2 separate regions of the Homo sapiens genome follow, and region 1 is linked to region 2. Evidence: chromatin contacts called from ENCODE Hi-C or POLR2A ChIA-PET data. All regions are on one chromosome and are shown on one strand. The core of a region is the stretch at or near the end of the contact, and the rest is flanking DNA. Distances in the headings are between cores, read along the strand shown. Region 1 overlaps ARHGEF6 (Rac/Cdc42 guanine nucleotide exchange factor 6). Region 2 has its middle 29 kb from the start of SNORD61.

Region 1 (3,864 bases), core at 375-2,874, 100 kb before region 2:
CATTCCCTAGGCGACAAGCTCAGTATCCAAGTAATTTCCTTGATGCTGTGGGTTTTAACTTTCACCTCCTTGTATTTTATAAATATCTGTGGCAAGGGAAGAGACTGTAAAACTTGCTAGGAGAGTTTGGCAAAGGAACGTATAATTTGTGTGGCATAATGTTAGAATTACACGATCCTCCCTGACTAGAACTGGATAGTTGTCATGTGTGTTAAATATAGTTACTTGAATTAGCTGTACTTTCAGCTATACGCCTTGCAATAGCTCAAAAGCATTTTTTTTTCCAAATAGCAAAAGAACAACTTTGGAGAAGTATTTTTACTTGTATTGCTATTATATACAGCTCTTTTGACAAAAACTATAATTACTCGATAGCTTCCTAGATGCTCTAACCTATTTGGCACTTGATTATATTGTCTGCTCTTGTCCTCTAATTGTTTCACGTGGGTAAGTTGAGTCTCCTTAAATAGACAGTAATTTTCTCAAAGGCAGGGACCATAGCTTTGACATTTTTTGTAGCACCTGGCGATGCTGGGCACACAGCCTCTTGACTCTACAACAGTTTGAGCAGCAAGCCTCGTGCTTGGGCATAAGGGCTCTGTAGTCATTCAGATGTGGGTCTGAATCCCAACTCAGCGACTAACTTTCTAGTTGGGCAACTGTTGGCCTGACTTTCCTTATCTGTAATATGGACCTAATAATAATAATACCTACCCCCAGTGTTGTTTCAAGGATTGGATGAGATCACCTGTGGCTCTTATGACAGCCTAGATCCAGGGCAAGAGCTCAAAGCATTTTAAGTATGATTATTACTATTCAGCTGTTGGTAAAATATACCAGGGAAGGAGTGAAGCTACATTCTAAGTGTATCATCATTTTCTTCACATTTACTAGCATTTATATTTAATACCTCTAGTGTGGTAGGTGTTAAACATTTAAATAAAAGATATTATTTTCACTCCCTATGACCCCAAGATTTCATTTTTGGTGCAAGGCTACTGAGGGGTTCCTTTACATGGACAAAGGCATACATAAAACAATGAGAAAAATATGTCTCTAGTGGGGAAAGGGAAGTGACGGCTGTATTTTGTAAACTCTATGAAAAAGGGAACTGGTCTTTCCTTTTTCTTCTCTGTTTTGTTATACTCAGTTGGTGATTCAGAGCTTTGAATGGAATAGTTTCTTAGTTCTTATCATTATATTAAGGGCATTAGAATAACATCTATGATAGGTATATTTTAAATCCTAAGCCATGAAAAATTCAAGCATTTGACATTTGTTGGGGTGTATTTGGGGGAGCAAGGGGAAAATTTGCATCACGAGAACAATCCTGGCCAGAGTTGGCTCCTAGGGTAATCACAAACACATGGATTCAAAAATGTCACCCAGAACATATAAATCACAAGCCCGGCTTACCTTCTGTTGCTTTGTTGACAGCTAAAAGAGTACTCAGTACCTTGGAGAAATTGACCCCTGAATAAAGGTCATCAGGATCAAATATCTATGAGAAAGGAAAATTGAAACCGTAAGACACTACAAGTATTCAACTCAACAAACAAAACTATCAAAAGGCCACTTCCTCCAGCTCTCCGGAAAAAAAAAAAAAAAAAAAAAGTGTAGAAGCCAAGACACAAACCTCCATATACCTTTGGGAGAAATGAGAGCAGCAGTTGAGCCGCCTAATGACATGTGGCAGGCCATCAGTGAGTCAGAGCAAAGCAGTAATGGGAAATGAGAGCCAAGCTGAGAAGGCAGCGCCCACCAGGAAATAAACAGTGCATACTCAGACCCACTCTTCTGGCCTGAATGTATCAATAGTTTCAGCCCAGTTACAGGAAGCTCATATGCATGGGTTACAATCAATGCCCATCACCTACATAATGTCCTCGACAGTCCATAAATAAGGAGGTGGAGCCTTTTTGACATGGTTGCATCTGTACAGTTTATTAGCTGTGCCTAGTTGAGTCACTGTCAAAAGTGCCTTTTTCTCTGCTCTCCTTCCTCCCAACTGCCACCCGCTGCATCCCAACTGCCTAGGATCCCAATTCCATGTTGCCCAAACTTTCTGCCCAGGTCTGCCTTTTGCTCCCAGCTTCAGTTCTGTTTCTGCTGTTTGACCTTGCCCCTCTCAGCTCATCATGAATTCAAGTATTTGCCTGCCTGGGCCTATGGGCTCTTCCTGGCTTTAGATGACTTTCCCAAATATGACCTCTGGCCTGTCTAATACTACTCAACTCTTGGCAAAAAACACATTAAGGAAATACATTTCACTTTACCAGTCAACTGTCAATCTGATATGCTATTGTCCCCAGTGAAGATACCAATCAGATGTTGTTTTCAATACAATTTACCTGTTACCTTTGAAATGTAGTCAGTGTGTTAAAATATATTGAGTCTCAAATATGTATATTTGAAATTAGAAGTGTTCTCATGCACAGGTACAATCTATTAATTTGCCAGCCAACAATGTAAGTATGCATATCTGAAGGTAACCAGATGCCCACCTTCTGGATGGAAATGCCCCTTCTAAAAACATTTTGTTCCAGGATGTCTAGAAGTCTCTTAAAGAAAACAGATTGCATCATTTTTTCCCCAAATGTGGTGATGGAAATAAAATGTACCTTTTCATATGGGACATGATTGGTAATGGGCATAGGATTTTAAAGGGTCTGTCTTCCCATTAGGTAGAGCCATTTGTTCCATTTTTAAGCTGCATATTTTCTGGGAACCATATCAAGACAAATTTCTATCTTTTTTGTACATGTTCTTGAAAACCTATAATCTGTTTTTAGAGTGAAAATATATAATATCAATTTTTCACGTTTTGGGGGGTCAATAAAGATACATGCAAATGCAAACCTACACAAGTCTGCCTATTCTAGGATTCACTGCTTTATTCATTTAATCAATGAATATTTTGCATTCAAAGTTAAAATGACCAAAAAGCCCAGATGCATCTAAAAATGAGACATTAATATATTTCTGGTAAAAGAGTAATGCTAATATTACTAAAGAGTTAAACAACAACACATTCCAAATATATTTCTGAATGCTACAATATAAAATTCAAACTTTTCCAGAAATACATTGACAAGAGTTTTGTTTTAGTTTGTCAAAGCCTGGGTGAACAAGAGGCAATAGACTAGAGAGAGTGTCTAGTATCTCCGGGGATTTCAGACTTATTGAGTCTCCCTTAGAACTGATCAACTGGGAAAATGTTAATGACATGTATGCCAAAATAGTAGCAAAGCAAAAAAAATCACTTGTTTTTAGCCCATCAGTCCTAATGGGAGTGTGCATGTGTGTGTGCATGTGGATACATGTTTTGGGTGGGTGTGGTAGAGATGAGTAGATCTAAAATAATAAGCAGAAGTTAAATATTAGCAGAATAAGGCATGAGAGCAAAAGTTGTGATAAAAAACCTCTCCCTCTGGTTTTAGTTGTTCCTTATCCAGGGTTATTAAATGCCTATACATGGCAACACTGGTATTATTCACTTGTACAAGTACTTGACTGATTTTGAAAATAAATAAACTAATCAGAAAATGAAATGTGCATCAAGAAGAGTCATTGCATCTGCTTGAGGGAAGTTTCCTGAACTGTACTCGGTTCTCTTTTGAGAAAACCCCAATATACTCAAGTTTATCCATGGACACTGTTCTTGCTGCAAGCCTATTCTGAGGCACTAGAAACTACAGAGGAAGGAGTTGGAAGAAGCCTCTGGGAACTGCTAGAGAAAGCAACGCCTAAGCATTATTATTTCAGAGTAGCTGGAGAATCAGATACAACCACAAACACCCTTCACCACACTATACCTTCTAAGTCCTAAATTGAATGATATTGAAAATTCCACCCTAGATCTTT
Region 2 (3,365 bases), core at 459-2,958:
ACTACAGGCGTGAGCCACCACGCCCGGCTCCCTACTGTAAATGTTTTAAATATGAAAAGTATCCAAGTCTTGATCATCAGCCAGGATCTTGTCACAGTGGTTTCATTATCTCATGTGAACTCACATATGTCGAAGTATACTTCAGGATGCAAACATCACACAAGTAACATATTTTGCCTATAGATACTTGAGAAGGTATTCTGTTGCTATCAATTGCGAGTAAAAATAAAGCTATCATCTAACTGAAAATGCTCAAAATAAGCCTGTAATAGAAATTTTTTTTCATTTTTAAAAAGGAGCCTGGCCGGGCACAGTGGCTCACATCTGTAATCTCAGCATATTGGGAGGCTGAGGCAGGTGGATCACCTGAGGTCAGAAGTTCGAGACCAGTCTGGCCAACATGGTGAAACCCTGTCTCTACTAAAAATACAAAAAAATTAGCCGGGCATGGTGGCAGACGCCCGTAATCCCAGCTATTCAGGAGGCTGAGGCAGGAGAATGGCTTGAACCCGGGAGGTGGAGGTTGCAGTGAGCTGAGATTGTGCCATTGCATTCTAGTCTGGGTGACAAGAGCAAAATTCCGTCTCAAAATAAATAAATAAATGAATAAATAAAAAGGGGCCTAAATTGCCTATTTTGTAGTTTGTAGTCATGATGTATTGTGTAATACTCAGTTTACATGACTTTATGAATTTAGATAAATGTTCAGCTGATGCTCCACCTGGAATTTCTCCTGCAAACTACATAAGAGTAGTCCAGGAATGAGTTATGACAGGTTTTTTTTGTTTTGGGGGTCTGTCTGTTGTGGTGGTGGGTTTTGTTTTTTTATTTTTTCGGGTTTTTTGTTTTTGAGACAGGGTCTCCCTCTGTCACCCAGGCTGGAGTGCAGAGCCACAACCACACTCACTGCAGCCTCGAACTCCCAGGCTCAGGCAATCCTCCCACCTCAGCCTCCCAAGTAGCTGGAACTACAGGCATGTACCTCCACACCAGCTAATTTTTAAATTTTTTGTAGAGATGGGATCTCACTATGTTTCAAGGGCTGGTCTCAAACTCTTGGCCTCAAGTGATCCTTCTGCCTTGGCCTCCCAAAGTGCTGGTAGTACAGATGTGAGCTACCACACCTGGGCAGTGACATACTGTTGAATCTTTGTAGATCAGACTGTACCTGATGTTCAGATGTTTTTCTCTCACAAATTTAAATTTTCTGAAAAGACCCACAGGGGCCGGGCATGGTGGCTCATGCCTGTAATCTCGATACTTTGGGAGGCCGAGGTGGGTGGATCACCTGAGGTCAGGAATTCAAGACCAGCCTGGCCAACATGGCAAAACCCCATCTCTACTAAAAATACAAAAATTAGCTGGGCATGGTGGCGGACGCCTGTAGTCCCAGCTACTTGAAAGGCTGAGGCAGGAGAATCACTTGAACCTGGGAGGCGGAGGTTGCAATGAGCCGAGATCACAACACTGCACTCCAGCCTGGACAACAGAGTGAGACTCCATGTCAAAAATAAAATAAAAACTTTTAAAAAGACCCACAGGGAACACCCACACCAACATCCGGGGGACACTGTCTATGTCCTTCCTCTTCAAAACCCAAACTGTGATCTTTGCTTCCTTTGTCCAGTGAGAACAATGTGCCGTGTTTGAACTTCACCTTCCTGTGCTACAATCCGAAAACTGCCCCTAGTCAGAGAACTGAGTGAACATGGGGCTCTCCTCGTGTGGCTTTCGTTTCTCAAGGATTGTTCTCCTAGAGTACTTATTGTGCAATGTCTCAAAATAGTTGCCTCATTATATGTTGGTTAGTTTTACAGTTGTTTATGGGGAGAGAGTAGGTGCAGTATCGATTATCCCATCATTTCCAGAAATGGAAGTTGCTTTGTTTACTTTTCTGTGTGTTACAGTTCAATTTTTAAAATCTTTTTCATGCTCATTTTTGTGGTGGAATAAAAATGGTTTTATTTATTTGTTTTATGAGACAGGGTCTCGCTCTGTCACCCAGGCTGGAGTACAGTGGTGTGATCACAGCTTACTGCAGGCTTAATAGGCTCAAGCAATCCTCCGGCCTCAGTCTCCTGAGTAGCTAGGACTATAGGCAAGTGCCATCACGACCAGCTAATTTTATTTTTCATAGAAACAGGGTCTCACTATGTTGCCTAGGCCTCAAGCTATCCTCCCAAAGTGCTGAGACTGGCCTCCCAAAGTGCTGAGATTATGGGTGTGAGCCATCACACCCAGCCAAAATGTTTTTTAAAAGCTAAAGGAAGATTATTACAACATCACACAGGCTTAGACCCCTCAGGATTGAAGGTTTAGTAAACCAAGTAAAATACCACCATTAACTGAGGTAAAAAAAAATATATATATATATATATATATATATATATATATATATATATACACACACACACAAAATGGATATTTTAGGAAGAATATTATGATTACCAATTATTGCCTTGTGACCAGTTACCTAAGCAAGAGTCATAGTCTCTACCTGAATTTCTCCTTTTACTGTATCATACTCTTGTTTTCTCTTCTCCCAATATTTTATATAGAATGTTTAGGGATACATTTTAACATTTTCAGTTTATGTATTGGAAAAATAAGATTGCAGACATTCTGCACTTGGAGTTGAATAAAACTATTCACAAAACTTTAGGTTGTCTTTCTTTGGGGTAGCCATAAAGCAGTACACTTGAAGATGTATGCCAAATAGTTAAAGTATGTTAGACAGTGGTATTTTTAGAAGAGCAAATGAGAAGTGAAGCATATTCATTCAATTAACACATACTTGCTGAACTACTACTATGTTCTAGGCATCATCTCAGGCTTTGGGGATACAGGAATAAACAAAACAGGCAAAGATCCCTGATCTTATGGAGATTATAATTCTATCAAGAGAAGACAAAAAGAATGGGTTTTTAAAAATTGGTAAGTCAGCCCGGCACAGTGGCTCACGCCCATAATCACAACAGTTTGGGAGGCCGAGTTGGGCAGATCATTTGAAGCCAGGAGTTCGAAACCAGCCTGGACAACATGATGAAACCCCATCTCTACTAAAAATACAAAAATTGGCCAGCCATGGTGGTGGGCACCTGTAATCCCAGCTACTCAGGAGGCTGAGGGAAGAGAATCCCTCAAGCCCAGGAGGCGGAGGTTGCAGTGAGCAGAGATCATACCACTGCACTCCAGCCTGGGTGACACAGTGAGACCCTGTATCAAAAAAAAAAAAAAAGGCCGGGCATGGCAGCTCATGCCTGTAATCCCAGCACTTTGGGAGGCCAAGGCAGGCAGATCACGAGATCAGGAGTTCAAGACTAGCCTGACCAACATGGTGAAACCCTGTCTCTACTAAAAATACA

The links. Hi-C counts contacts between places; a loop is a spot of excess contacts on that map. ChIA-PET counts read pairs that join two places held with the same protein, here RNA polymerase II (POLR2A). Pooled maps may share reads with other maps.
Region 1: a loop to region 2 is called in a map with no recorded cell type, with 2.6 times the contacts of the local background. The contact joins two enhancer-like sites. A Hi-C loop is called at or near these places in 1 of 37 single-sample maps with no recorded cell type and 3 of 50 pooled maps. POLR2A ChIA-PET finds 5 or more read pairs at or near these places in 12 of 52 experiments (AG04449, H1, K562 and 7 more).

Annotation. Positions count from the first base shown.
Region 1 is chrX:136,746,092-136,749,955 of GRCh38, forward strand. ARHGEF6 (Rac/Cdc42 guanine nucleotide exchange factor 6) reads right to left here. Exons shown (of 22, transcript NM_004840.3): 3 at 1,417-1,501. Among named protein-coding and RNA genes, the nearest start is that of ARHGEF6, 33 kb to the right of the region's middle. Within about 2 kb of position 1,625, at least 3 of the 41 ENCODE cell types and tissues checked have a DNase peak (open chromatin) inside an H3K27ac peak, as active enhancers do.
Region 2 is chrX:136,848,928-136,852,292 of GRCh38, forward strand. It overlaps the pseudogene RAB28P5. Among named protein-coding and RNA genes, the nearest start is that of SNORD61, 29 kb to the right of the region's middle. Within about 2 kb of position 1,709, at least 2 of the 41 ENCODE cell types and tissues checked have a DNase peak (open chromatin) inside an H3K27ac peak, as active enhancers do.